2 separate regions of the Mus musculus genome follow, and region 2 is linked to region 1. A link is a contact called in ENCODE POLR2A ChIA-PET data. All regions are on one chromosome and are shown on one strand. The core of a region is the stretch at or near the end of the contact, and the rest is flanking DNA. Distances in the headings are between cores, read along the strand shown.

Region 1 (7,235 bases), core at 2,859-5,358:
AACACTGATTTTTACGTGTAACGTAATCTTTCTCTGTATAGATACAAAATGAGTTTTCATTGTTTATTCTTCCATATGTCTTATTTTTTTCCCCCACTTTTTGGATCTGTAAGTTAACTACCACCTCAGTCAAATCTGATAAATTTTATTAGCTGTTTTTTTTTTTTTAAGGTGTCTAATCTATTCCTGTTCTTCAGTATTCCATTTCCCATATTTTGGATTGCTTCACAGTACCCTACATCACTATGTAGTTACTGAGTTTTACTTAATCTCCTTGCACTGATTGTGAACTTAGTGATTTCTATTGATCTGTCTTGAACTTCTCTGTTTGCTCTGTCACTGTTTTCCAATTTTCTGATGAGCTCATTTAGTTTATTAAAAACATAACATAACAAAACAAAAAAAGGCCAAGGAAAAAAATTTTTGGAGCCAGGTGGTAGTGGTACACACCTTTAGTCCAAGCAATAAGGAGGCAGAGGCAGGAGGATTTCTGTGAGTTTCAGGCCAGCCTGGTCTACAAGGAGAGTTGAAGAACAGCCTGGATTGTTATACAGAGAAACCTTGACTCAAAAACAAAGAAAAAACATTTAGTTAATGGCAGATTTTTACCTCTCCTCTGAATCCAGTCCTCCAGTCTCATCCCCAGGTGAGGTAGCTACACCTGTTGTGCCCACTCCCACCCCCCACTTCCTGTGGATCACACAGATTCCCCCCTCCCACCACTCTTTGCTTTATCCAAGCCCCCAACTCCAGCAGGCATTCCCTGGAAACCTGCAGTCGCCTCCATCCAGGGAAGTGGCCCCCAACTCTGGCAGATATTAGAAGATATTAGAGGATGGAAAGATCTCCCATGCTCATGGAACAGCAGGATTAACAGCAAAAGTAATCTACAAGCCGGGCGTGGTGGCGCACGCCTTTAACCCCAGCACTCGGGAGGCAGAGGCAGGCGGATTTCTGAGTTTGAGGCCAGCCTGGTCTACAGAGTGAGTTCCAGGACAGCCAGAGCTACACAGAGAAACCCTGTCTCAAAAAACCAAAAAAAAAAAAAAAGTAATCTACAGATTCAATGCAATTCCCATCAAAATCTAAAACAATTCTTTTTTTTTTAGGTTTATTTATTTATTTTATGAATATGAGTACACTGTTGCTATCTTCAGACACACCAGAAGAGGGCATCCATTACAGATAGTTGTGAGCCACCATGTGGTTGCTGGGAATTGAACTCAGGACCTCTGGGAGAGCAGTCAGTGCTCTTAACTGCTGAGTCATCTCTCCAGCCCCTGACACAATTCTTGAAAGGCCAATCTCCTTTTTTTATATGGAGAAAACAGAAAAACCCAGGATAGCTAAAACAATTCCCAAACAGTAAAAGAACTGCGGGAGGTCTCACTATTTCCAATTTCAAGTTGTGCTAAAGAGCTATAGTACTAAAACCCACAAGACATTAGCACAAAAATACACAAGTTGATCAATGGAATGGAATCGAAGACCCAGACATAAGTCCACGCACCTAAGGACACCTGACTTTTGATAAAGAAGCTAGAATATATACTAGGAAAAAGACATCAATATATGTATGGTGCTGGTCAAATTGGCCGGCTACATGTAGAAAAATGCAAATAGATCCATTCCCATTTACAACCATGCACAAAAGTCAACTCCAAATGGATTGAAGATCTCAACAGAAAACCAGATATACTGAATTGAATAGAAGAGAAGTGCCTTGAATTTCTTGGCACAGGATGAGACTTCTTGAACAGAACACTTTTAGTGCTGGCAGGATTTCTGTGTATTCCTGGATGTCTTGGAACTCCTTCTGTACAACAGGCTGGCCTTGAATTTAAGAGATCCAGCTGCCTCTGCCTCCAAGCCCTGGAATAAAAGGTATATGCCACCACAGCCTGGCAGGAAAAGATTTTTAACAACTACATATTTGATAGAAGTCTACTATCCACAACATATAAAGAACAAAAAAAAAAAAAAAAAAAAAGCTATCAAGAAAACCCAATTAAAAACTGGGGTAGCACATATTCCTTTGTAAGGAACTTATTCTACAGACAGTCCCATCGCTGTCTTCACTAGCAAGAGCAAACAGGCTCAGCTGAATCATTTTTTTAAAAATGTCAGAACATGAAATTGATAAACTACCATGTGCCAGGATACTTACTATATACATGGAACAGCAATTTTTTTTATATCTCTACTTAAAATTACGTTTATAATTCAAGGAGGTGAAAAGTCACTTTTCCAAAGATGTTTGTGGACCTCAAGAACAAGGTTTCCTATCAGAGTGAAGTAAACAATTTAGTAACTATGAACGTTGTACAACCCAACGTATTATATGGATGAATCACACCACAATAAAGGTACTGTTAAAAGATAAACTAGCAGCCCAGCAGTGGTGACGCATGCTTTTGATCCCAATATCTGGGAGGCAGAGGCAGGCAGATTTCTGAGTTCAAGGCCAGCCTGGTCTACAGAATGAGTTCCAGGACAGCCGGAGCTACACAGAGAAACCCTGTCTTGAAAAAAAGAAGAAAGATAAACTAGCTATAAAGGTATATTTACAAGCTAGATAATACAAAAATGCAAAAATTATGTTCCTCTCTTAAAGAGAGAGAACACATATTGTCCCAGCTAGTTTTACATCAACTTGTAACAAGCTACAGTGATCTGAGGGAAAGGGACCTCAATCGAAAATGTATAGCCTAAGATCCAGCTGTAAACAAGTCTGTAGGGCATTTCCTCAACTAGTGATTGCAGTGGGAAGACCCAGCCTATTGTGGGTGGAGCCACCCCGGGCTAGTGGTCCTGGTTTCTGTGAGAAAGCAGGTTAAGCAAGCCAGAGGTGGCAAGCCGGTAAAGAAAGCATCGCTTCACCATACGGCCTCTGCACAACCTCTACTTCCAAATTCCTGCCCTGCTTGAATTCTTGTCCTGACTTCTTTAGTATGAACAGCGAAGTGTAAACTAAACCAATTTCTCTCCAAGTTGCTTTGGGTCATGGTGTTTCATCACAGCAACAGTAATCCTAAGACACCTACCTTTGGGTGTAGGAAGACTTCCCAAAGGCAACTTAGAATGAATGAGCACTCAAAATGTGATTTACACGCTTATAGAGTAGCTGACATTGATTTAGGACACATATTAGGAAGAACAGAGAAGGATCCCTTGATTTTTGAAGCCACAGCATGTAGATCATGGTAGGGGTCAGGTCACTAAATTTCTGTGGAGAGTTCTAGAAAGCCAGAGACCACAGATATTTTTATTCCATCACTTCAGGAGCAGGGACAAAGATAAAGAACCGAAGGAAAAACAAAGGTGGGAGTGCCCCGCCCCCTGGCTTTGTATGTGATTCGCATCTGCAAAGCAAAATTAACTGTCCTTCTCCACAACTCAAAAATCGGGGCCCTAGCTCAAGAACTAGGCCCTGCAGCGCAGCCGCCACCATGCCAAGGGCGGCGCTTCCCTCGCTCGCAGCCGGGGCTCCTGTTACCTCCTTGCACACATCTGTGCCCATCATAAGCCAAACAATTACGCGCTCCCGCGCGCCCGCCTCGAGGTCCGGGTGGCGGCTGCGGCCTGGCCAGGACCCCCCACTCCTCCCGCTGCCAAAGCTCTGGAGCCAGCTCGGGCCGGAGGCCACCGCCGGCCACCGCTTGGCAGCTCGCACTGGTGCTCAGTGTGTCGCCCATGTGCTCGGCCGGCTCCGCAGCACAACCCTGTAGGGCTCAGCGCTGGCCAGCCCGAGGCCTGCCTTGCCAGCGGCGCCACCGAGCTCCTCGAGGCCCGAGGCCGCCAAAGGCGGGAAGACACGGCGGCGGGGAGCCAGGGTCGCAACGCTGAGGCCCCGAGGGGGCGACGCTCGGCTCCCGTCGGGCGTGGCGAGCGGCAGTGGATTCACTCACCACGGTTCGGCGGGGCAGCGCGCCGGGGGTCCGAGACAGGGCCCGGCGCAGCCTCCGCGCCCTGCCCGAGCGGGTCCCGGCCGAGCTCTCGGAGCCACTGTCGTCGGAGATCACGATAAAGTCCTCCATGGCTACGGGCCCGGCGGAGCCACGCGCGAGCGGCGAGCGGCCCCGGCGACTCCGACTCCGGTTCCAGCTGCTGAAGCGACTGCAGCGAAGGCGTCGCAGACACCGGGGTTAGTACCCCGCCGGCCCCGCCCCCTCCATTGCCCCGCCCCCACCGCGCCCCGCCTCCAGAGGACCGGTCCCGCTCGGAGCCCCGCCTATCTCGGGGGCAGCCGCGCGCCCGGGTCAGGGCAGTGTCACAGAACCCTGGAGGAGCCAGGCTCCCTTTCCCTCAGAGAAGGAGAGAGAGGGAAGAGAGGGAAAGGGAGGGATAGAACCGAGGGGCTGGGCCGCATGGTCGGCGGGCTTGAAAAACGCTGAGGTTGAGAGGTTGTCCGCCGCCGCTCTCAACCGATCACAGTGGGCAGTGCTGGTGACGAGCCCCTGGCTGCAGGTGTGAGGACTGGAGTGAGCTGATGGAGCCTCTGATAGCGCATTTAATTGACCCGGTAGTGGAGCCTGCACCTGGCAGAAGGAGCAGTGACGCCTTCGGGTTAAAGAAGCCCTGAGGGGCTGAAAAGGGTAACCTGAACCTAGGGTTTTATTGACTGGGGCTTCTGGCTGAGATAAGGGAGAGATACCCACTCTTGTGTGTGCAGGTAAATCCGTGGGATAAATTCCCAGAAGCAGGTTTATTGGATCAAATCTATGTTTTTATTGTTATTTTGACAAATGGTACCAAATTGTCTTAAGTTGTGCCGATTTGCGGTTTCACCAACAATACGTGTCGCAGGAATTTAAACTGTCAGATGTAAGAGTTTGTTGAGTTTCTAGTTGACAGAAACCACTGAAAAGGCACATACAGAGAGCTATGAGGTCCCAGAGTGCCCGTATACTCCAATGCTGTGAGCAAGCAGAAAATATAGGGATAAAATTGTATCCCCATCAGAGGGAAATATGGGTAAGTAGTGAATTCTTTGGTTGTTTTGTTGAAGGGTAGGGACATTAAATCAAAATAGGGCCCATGGCTATTTTAAAAATGTGCAATACTGACAAAACCCTGCTGCTTATGCTCAAGTAACTTCAAAAAATAGAATAATAAAATGTCTTTAACAAAAAGGGGGGAGTTCCTAGAGGCAAAGCTGTTGTGTGCTGTCTAAGCAGCGTGTGATGCAGTGTTTTCTAATCTTTAGTGAACTTCTGAATCAGCCAGAGAGTGTATAATAAAGTTTGCAGGACTACACACCAGTGTTTCTGACTGAGAAACTGAGTTTTGGGAGTGAGCCCCAAATTGGTATTTCTCTCAGGTTTCTAGGTGATATTGACATTGCTTAGAGTCTGGTGAACACACTTGAAGGTTCACTGCTCTGAGTCAGGCATCACGGTGCTTGCCTTGAATCCTAGCTCTTGAAAGGCCAAGGTCAGCCAGGGTGAGAGAAAGGGAGAGGAAGGAGGAGGAAAAGGAGGAGGGGAGAGGGAAAGGGGAGGGAAGGGAAGGAGAGAGATCACTGGCCTGTTGGGCAAATAGCTTGACCACAGGTTTCAGATGTTTTGGTCCAGTGGGTGAATTGTTATAAAGGGATACAGTAAAGTAAGTTTCCTGTAGTGCTATCAAGCATCCATCTCAACACACACACACACAACACACACACACACACACACACACACACACACACACGGAATCTAATCTAGGACTCCATACAGGCTAAGCTATACCCCTGTCTCTTTGACTGTGGTTTTTCTAATCAGTTATCTCTAGCGTCTAACTGCCTCTTGTTCCTCCACTCAGCCCTTAAATCTTTATTTTTTTTTCTTAGTCCTTTGGTTTTTTTTTTAAGCTTTTATTAGATTTTTAAATATTATTTTATACAAATGAGTGTTTTACTTGCATGTATGTTTGTGCACCACACAGATGCCTGGTGCCTTCAGAGTTCAGAAGAGGGCATTGAATCTCCTGGATTTGAAGTTATAGGTGGATGTGAGCCACGTGGGCACTGGGCACTGAACCTAGGTCCTTTGGAAGAACAAGTTCTCTTAACCACTGAACCATTTCTTCAGCTCCCAGTCCTTATATCTCCATGCCCCTCAGCGTTTCGCCATGGGCCGTTCCACTCTTTACTTTCCCTTCATATAGTCTCAAGTACTCTGAGGCTTCTGTGACCATCTTTGATGTTCTCCCCACCCGACACGTTTATTTCCAGACCAGCCCTGTCCTGTCCAGTCCTTAAAGTTCCATTTACACATCTCCAAATGGATATTCATGTTTCTAGGCATCTATCTACAACTAAACTCACCTCTGTTCTCCCCACCAAAAACTATCTTCTTTCAAAACCAAAACTGAAACCCAGGCTGCTCTCTTTCAGTATTCTCTAGTGTACCTGAGTGGCAAGCTTATCAGCCAGCAATTATTCAAATGAGCAAGCTGCTTGGTTCCTGCTTCAAGTCTTTTACCTCCTGCCATTCACTTCCTTTGGATTCTGCTGCTGTGACTCTGGCTAAATTACTGTCACCTCAGGCCCAATCTTCTGAAATGGCATGTCTTTCCACTCCTTTTTGTTCACTAGCCAAATTGGTCTTTAGGAAAGTGTGTAAACGCAGCTGGTATCACATTCTTGACGTTCCAGCACTGGGGAAGTGGAGACAGGAGAATGCAGGCTTTGAGGCTAGTTTGGGCCCCACAGCAAGAACCCTGTCTCAAACAAACAAACAAACAAACAAACAAAAGTATGTATGCATCCTTTTTCCTTAGGTCTCTTAACCTTGTAGTCAGCACCATGTGCTGGAATAAAACACTGCAGACTGTGTGGTTTAAACAACAGACATTTATTTCTCCAAGACTTAGAGGAAGGTTAGGTGCTTGTGATGGTTTGTATATTCTTGGACCAGGGAGTGGCACCATTTGGAGGTGTGGCCTTGTTGGAATAGGTGTGACCTGGTTGGAGTAGGTGTGTCACTGTGGGTGTGGGCATAAGATCCTCACCCTAGTTGCCTGAAAGTCAGTCTTCCACTAGCAGCCTTTGGATGAAGATGTAGAACTCTCACCTCTGCCTGTGCCATGCCTGCCTGGATGCTGCCATGCTCCCACCTTGATGATAATGGACTGAACCTCTGAACTTGTAAGCCAGCCCCAATTAAATGTTGTATTTTTTTTATATAAGACTTGCCTTGGTCATGGAGTCTGTTCACAGCAGTAAAACCCTTACTAAGACAGTGCTGGTCCAT
Region 2 (7,235 bases), core at 1,979-4,478, 86 kb before region 1:
TGGAAGCAGGAACCCCAACCTGTCTGTGTCTGCTGTCTGCCCTCCAAGAAGAAAGGCAAATTTTCACGAGACAGGGTCTGCAACCTTGCTCTCTGTGATTCTTTAACAAGTCTGAAGGTAGGGACTCTGCTGTCCTCATGTATAGCTGAGAAAACTAAGACTCCCCAAACAGAATTGGCTTTTGTGTAGAAAGGAAGTGAGGCCAGCGTGCTCTAAGGCTGTGTCTAGGCCTGAGTAAGGGTGGCAAATACAGCATCCGCCCAACCTTCTTCCTCGAGAGTGACCAAGACCCTCTTAAGACATGCAGGCCTGCTGCAGTACAGATGTGCCTCCCTCTTCAGCTATTCCCCCCTGTGGACTTAGGATAAGCAACAGTGACCACACCTTCTTCCCCTTCAGCAGAGGCCGTATAACAGGACTTTAAGCCATTACGATCTACATGGTGTTTGAAAAGATTTGGGTAATTGCTAACAGTATTAGTTCCCTAAGATTGCCATTAAAGAATACCAAAAAACCTGGCTGCCTTAGAGCATCAGAAATCTGTTGTCTCAATTCCGGAGGCTAAAAGTCCCAAATTTGGGAACGACCAAGCCACGCCCCCCAGAGATGCTAAGGCAGGACCTGTGCCTCTCGTAGCTTCTAGTAGCTCAGGTATCCTTTGGTTTGCAGATATAGGTCTCCAGTTTTGCTTACACCCTCACATGGCTGTCTGTGTTCATCATTTTCCCATGTATAATTTGTGTGTCCAATTTTTTTTCTTTTTTTGGTTTTTTTGAGACAGGGTTTCTCTGTATAGCTCTGGCTGTCAATCTTTTTTTTTAAATATGGATACGAGGGGCTAGATATATGGTTCAGTGGTTAAGAGCACTGGCTGCTCTTCCAGAGGTTCTGAGATCAATGCCCAGCAACTAACTACATGGAAACTTAAAACCATCTGTAATGGGATCTGATACCCTCTTCTGGCATGCGTGTGTACATGCAGAGAGAGAGAGGGGAGTGGGGAGAACTCCTAAATAAATTTTAAAACAATGGATACCAGTATTACTGGATTAAAGCCCACCTTAAAGACTGTATTTTAACTATTGATGGTCATGGCTGTAAAGTCCTATTGCCAAATAAGGCCTAAAAAATTAAGAGTTGGAGTTCGACTTTTAAATGTATTTTAGGGGGTGGGGGCATCATAACACTAGGTGGACATTACCTTTAAATACGGCACCATCTTCAGCTCCTTATGCCCTGTTCTTGCATCCTGAGGGCTTCACAATGCAGTGTTCCACACTGGCAATATGCCTTGTGGTTAAGATCATGATGGAGATACAAACACCTAGCTCTAGTCACGGACCTTCCACTCAGAGATTGAAAACATGTCAGGGCCCAAGAAATGTATCTTCACTTTCTTCCCTTTCCCCTTCAGGAGGTATTCAGAGAGGCAGGGTGACCCATGGGAGGATTCGGTTCCTCAAAGCAACACAGTGACTACAGATCACAAATGCCTTTGAGACGCCTGTGTCAAAAGCTGGAGTGGTAAAGAGATCAGCAGAGTGGAGGGTCGCAGAGGAGGCTGCACCGGAGTAAGAGAAGTAGTCAAAGAATGGTGGTGGTGTGTGTTTGAACATCCTGACTCACAACAGGACCACGACAGGCCTCATCTACAGGCTACAGAAACTTGGAAATTGCTGGCAAACTTTCCCGTATTACATCAAACAGCTCACTGAATTAGAATCCCAAGAATGAACATTTGGGAATCTCTACTTTTAACCAGTGCCCCAAGTAACTTGACAGTGCCGAGGAAAGTTTGGATAGCACTAGGCTCTATGTTCCTCTTTCACAACTGGAGAATAAACCTCCGGCCTCACAATCACTATGTACTGTACTGCTGAGCTGTACCCTCAGGCCATTTTAAATGATACAGAGTCTAAGTTACTCTACTGAGTGATCTTGCATTTTTTTTTTTTTCCGAGACAGGGTTTCGAGACAGGCTCTGTATAGCCCTGGCTGTCCTGGAACTCACTCTGTAGACTAGGCTGGCCTCAAACTCAGAAACCCACCTGCCTCTGCCTCCCAAGCGCTGGGATTAAAGGCATGTGCCACCACTGCCCGGTGATCTTGAACTCTTGAAGTCATGTGCAGTCAGGCAAGATTCTTTCTTCTCCCTCAACCTTCAGAACAGTTAAGGCAATAGGCATGCACTGTCAGACCTAGCTGATTTTTAAAGGCCAGTCCTACTGACAGCCTGTTCCCTCTTAAAAATTTAAAGGAAAAATCATGGTTTTGATCGTAGGAATGAGATTAAGAAATAGTTCATCACATACAAGTGTAATAAGCTTTTATTAAGTAATTAAGGGGACGCATCACAAATAGAAGCATGCAACCCAACTGAAATGAACCTGGGATTTTGGGAGCGGGAGGGGGCAGCGGTGGAAGCGCAAATCAGTTACAAAATCGGCCACTTCCTCACCCAAATGACAATAAGGTCCGGTCTGAAACGGAGGGAGCAAGTCTGACAGGGATGTCTGTTGTTCCTGGGTTTTGTAATGGTTTCCATGGCGCTTTAAGACCCGGCTATACTCAGGCTTGAGACTTCATAGCAGATGCCGCTAACCCCAACAAGATGGCTACGACCGTGAAACCCTGTGCAGCGATCCGGGTGCGCATCATGAGTTGGGATCGGTGGCTCTGGCCGCGGTGGAAGCAGTAAAGGCCATAGGTGAGGGCAGCCGCCGTCCCCAGACAGCCTGGGGAGAGGACAACACACGCGGGAGGCAACAGGTCGGGTCCTGCAGGTCCCTTAAGGATGTAGCCCGTCCCAGCTTTCCCAGAGCCACAACAGGAGGGCAGTTCTACAGTCTGCTTCATCTAGTCCCAAGCCCCGCAATGCATTCCGATTCGTTTCAGTCACCCCCCACCCCGCACCGTCATTTCGTCACACCTCTGGTCCGCTCCCCTTCCCAAACCCCAGGCTTACTTGATCCACCCCTATTTCCTTTCCCTACGAAACCGCTGTCCTCTCGGTCTTCCGTTCCTACAGCACACACTTACCTATAGGCACCATTGGGTTCTCACGGGTCTTGCGAATAAACTTTTCCTTAAAGCCCTCTGGGTTGGAGTAGACCGTGGGGCTGAAGCCCTCGATAACTGGGGGCTTGGACGGATCAAAAGGCGCCTCTGGACTCACAGGACCGGGAGCCGCCATACCCACCAGCACAGAAATAGGTAGGACACAAATCCGGACACCGGACCCCGCCTTCTGATGAGGTCACTACGGGGCGGGGAAATAGCTTGCTGAGTGTAGCACGCAGGCGCCATTGCCCGTTGCTTTCTGGGAGTTGTAGTAAGTGAATGTGGAGGCACTAACTACTAAAACTACATTTCCCAAGAATCCTTGCGCGCACGGGTGGACGGAGACTATTAACACGCGGCTCTGAGAGCGTGGTTCTTGAGTTTGAGCTGCTGTTTCAAGGGTTTGAGCTGCTGTTGGGGCAGTTAGCGAGATGCCCAAGGCTAAGGGAAAGACTCGGAGGCAGAAGTTCGGTTACAACGTCAACCGAAAGCGTCTGAACCGGAATGCTCGTCGGAAGGCAGCGCCACGGATTGAGTGGTGAGGGGCCAGTTTGGAGGCGGGGGCCTGGGCTGGGATCTAAGGTGAGGTGACAGAATCTCGATTTCTCTCTCTCTCTTTGATGTTAGTTCCCACATACGACATGCCTGGGACCACACCAAATCCGTGCGGCAGAACCTGGCGGAGATGGGGTTGGCCATGGACCCCAACAAGGCGGTTCCCCTCCGTAAGAAGAAGGTACTGATAACGCAAAGCACTTTCCCCATCTCCACACTAGCCGCTTCCTATTTTCCTTCCCACCTGACGTTCCTTCACTGAGCAGAGTTTCAGAATTTGTTCTCTCTCTCTCTCTCTCTCTCTCTCTCTCTCACACACACACACACACACTTACTTCCCATATTTGTGATAAAGTCATTTTGCTTGCACTAATTCTGGTCAAAGACCTTTAACGACCTCCTTTATTCACGCCCCCTCCTCTGCTTACCATTTCTTCTCAGGTCAGTGGAATTTTCTAGAATGTATCTTTTTCTGTCCCCCAGAGCTTGAGGGGTTTTTTTTGTTTTGTTGTTTTTTCGTTTTTCGAGACAGGGTTTTTCTGTATAGCCCTGGCTGTGCTGGAACTTACTTTGTAGACCAGGCTGGCCTCGAACTCAGAAATCTGCCTGCCTCTGCCTCCCAAGTGCTGGGATTAAAGGCGTGCACCAACACCCCCCGGCTTACCCCAAGAGTTTTTTTTTTTTTTTTTTTTTTTTTAGTAAAATTATAACTAAGCACTGGCAGGTAAGTCCTCCCCATGAAGAAGCTATCGGACATGGCTCCCTGTAACTTATAAAGCGCTCTTCATGCACATGGTTTTTGTGGTGCTACTACACAGCAGAGTAAGGAAAGCATAGATATAGGCAGAAAGATGAATTGCTTGTTAAAAATATTACTGTGGGTGTCATATGCAACTGTATGAACATATCATGTGTGGTGTGACATGTGAGTGTGAGCATTAACATACCATGTGTGGTGTGACATGTGAGTGTGAGCATGAGCATACTGTGTGTGGTATGACATGTGAGTGTGAGCATGAACATACCGTGTGTGGTGTGATCTGGTTCTAGTGACTTTGGGCAAGGATTTTCTGATACAAGACATAGTTGTGTTTCCATAGGGAATGTCCTTCCCTAACGTTGGTCAAACTCTGACCAAAGGTGCTTGTCTGTTGGTCTCAAACCTGTTCTTTACAGGTAAAGGCCATGGAGGTAGACACGGAGGAGCGACCCCGGGATCTTGTACGGAAGCCCTATGTGGTAAATGGTGAGTGTGGGCTGTGTTCTTCTACCGTCCTGTCCTCTCTCATGTAGAAAGGGCACTCTGACTCTTCACTCTACAGCCAGAGAGCCCAAGATTCAAAGAGAGAGAAACGAAGAAGTCCAGGGTTCACAAGTAGTACTGTGCCCTGGCTGAGTTGTTTTCCAGCTAATATTGATGAGATTTCAATGGATGAACTAAGGTAGTAGACGCTCATACAAGCTAGAACTGGGTGTCTGAAAGGACGAAGAAGAAGGTCTCAGGCTTGTGCCCAGTTTCTCATGACTCGAGAGCTTGGCCTGTCATTTAGTCTGTCCAGTGATACATTTACTCCCCATGTGTTCCTGCTGTAGAGAGAGGCACACACCCTGCAGGAAAGAGAATATTCTTTGTTTGTTTGTTTGTTTGTTTGTTTGTTTCAAGACAGGGTTTCTCTGTGTAGCCCTGGCTGTCCTGGAACTCACTCTGTAGACCAGGCTGTCCTCGAACAGAAATCCTCCTGCCTCTGTCTCCCAAGTGCTGGGATTAAAGGTTTGCGCCACCACACCGGGCTGAGAATATTCTTGAATCCTTGCCTAACCTTTTCCCTACCTGTTGTAGGTTTATTGTGTGTGTGTATTTTTTTTAATTAATTTATTTTTATTGTATGCATATGGAGTACACTGTAGCGTGTTCAGACACACCAGAAGGGGGCATCGGATCCCATTACAGAGGGTTGTGAGCCACCACCTGATTGCTGGGAATTGAACTCAGGCCCTCTGGAAGAGCAGTCAGTGCTCTTAACTGCTGAGCCATCTCTCTAGCCCCTTGTCATTTTTTATTTGTGTGTTGGAAATTGAACCCTGGGCCTCTTGAATGCTAAGTGTACACTCAGCCTTATAGCCATACCTCCATTCAGGTGATTTTATTTTTTCACATCTCCTGATTTGAATAGACAGATGCTTGACATGAAATTATTTTGAGTCTTCTATTTGGCTGGTTCACATTAGAATTTTCGACAGTTCAACGAGGGGACCTACACCCTTCTGGAAATATTCACAGCCACATATACTTAAGGTGGTAAGGTAATTGTGTTTGATTTTTTTTTGTTTGTTTTTGTTTTTTCTTCTAGATGTAGTCTATGTTGCCCTGGCTATCCTTGAACTCACAAAGAACAACCTACCTCCGTCTCTTAAATTCTGGTGTTAAAGGCACCTGTAAGAATTTTTCTAAGATTTAAATTGTAGCTGAAAGAATTACATAAAATTTACCTTCTTGGCCCTTTTATAATGTATAGTTCTGACCCGGCAGTGGTGGCACACGCCTTTAATCCAAACACTTGGGAGGCAGAGGCAGGTAGATCTCTGTGAGTTGGAGGACAGCCTGGTCTACAGAGCAAGTTCCAGAACAGCCAGGACTACATTGAGAAACACTGCCTTGAAGAAAAAAGTACAAGTGTGTTGGTACATATATTCACACTGCTACATAATACAGCCCTGACATTGTTTTTGCAAAGCTGGGACTGTCCAACCACCAGGTCAGAGATGGTTTTGACTTTAAGAAGTTTTAGTTCCTCACGCTTAGATTGGTTCTGACCACATCATTTCTGTGTTTTGCCCATTTGCTTAGCGTTTATTCTCCTTGCCGTCCTGGAGACTGAATTAGCATGAAAGCGTGCTCTGCTCCTGAGCTGTACTCGAATTCTGTCTGGCTTTTATTTTTCTTTTATTTGTCAGTTTCATTTGTTTTTTGTTTTTTTTTAAAGATTTATTTATTATATGTAAGTACACTGTAGCTGTCTTCAGAACTCATTACGGATGGCTGTGAGCAACCATGTAGTTTTTGGGATTTGAACTTAGGACCTTTGGAAGAGCAGTCATTGCTTTTAACCGCTGAGCCATCTCGCCCCCCCCCCCCCCACACACACACTTGTGGGTTTCATTTGTTAAAATACTGTCTTGTAATGTAGCTGAGGCTAACCATGGACTTGAGATCAGCTTCTAAGTGCTGGTACTTCCTACCTGTCTTAAATATATTTTTAAAGACTTTATTTATGTGTGTGAGTACACTGTTGCTGTCTTCAGACACAGCAGAAGAGGGAATTGGACCCATTATAGATGGCTGTGAGCCACCACCATGTGATTGCTGGGAATTGAACTCAGGACCTCTGGAAGAGCAGTCAGTGCTCTTAACAGCTGAGCCAGCTCTCCAGCCCCCTCCTACCTGTTTTAAAAGTATAACAATGATTGGGTCCATGGTCAGGATTCTACCTTCACACATACAAGTGCTGTACCTGGGTCTAACCCTGCAGCCCTAATGTTGAGCAATTCTGACCTTCCCATTTCAAATGCTGGCATAATACACCAAGAAGAGACTTTGTGTTGGTAGTGGAGCTGGACAC

What was found. ChIA-PET counts read pairs that join two places held with the same protein, here RNA polymerase II (POLR2A).
Region 2: POLR2A ChIA-PET joins it to region 1 with 12 read pairs in Patski. The contact joins the promoter of Higd2a here to the promoter of Simc1 in region 1. POLR2A ChIA-PET finds 5 or more read pairs at or near these places in 3 of 5 experiments (Patski and embryonic stem cell).

What each region holds. Positions count from the first base shown.
Region 1 is chr13:54,500,678-54,507,912 of GRCm38, reverse strand. Simc1 (SUMO-interacting motifs containing 1) reads right to left here and starts at 4,108. Exons shown (of 10, transcript NM_176987.4): 1 at 3,909-4,108. The coding sequence starts at 4,037. It overlaps LOC115486438 (a long non-coding RNA gene), which reads left to right and starts at 3,599. Exons shown (of 3, transcript NR_168901.1): 1 at 3,599-4,144.
Region 2 is chr13:54,586,224-54,593,458 of GRCm38, reverse strand. It overlaps Higd2a (HIG1 domain family, member 2A), which reads right to left and starts at 3,228. Exons shown (of 2, transcript NM_025933.3): 1 at 3,040-3,228; 2 at 2,312-2,735. The coding sequence starts at 3,193. The coding sequence ends at 2,569. Nop16 (NOP16 nucleolar protein) reads left to right here and starts at 3,385. Exons shown (of 5, transcript NM_178605.4): 1 at 3,385-3,598; 2 at 3,688-3,796; 3 at 4,792-4,861. The coding sequence starts at 3,492. Cltb (clathrin, light polypeptide (Lcb)) reads left to right here. Exons shown (of 6, transcript NM_001347512.1): 6 at 1-1,073.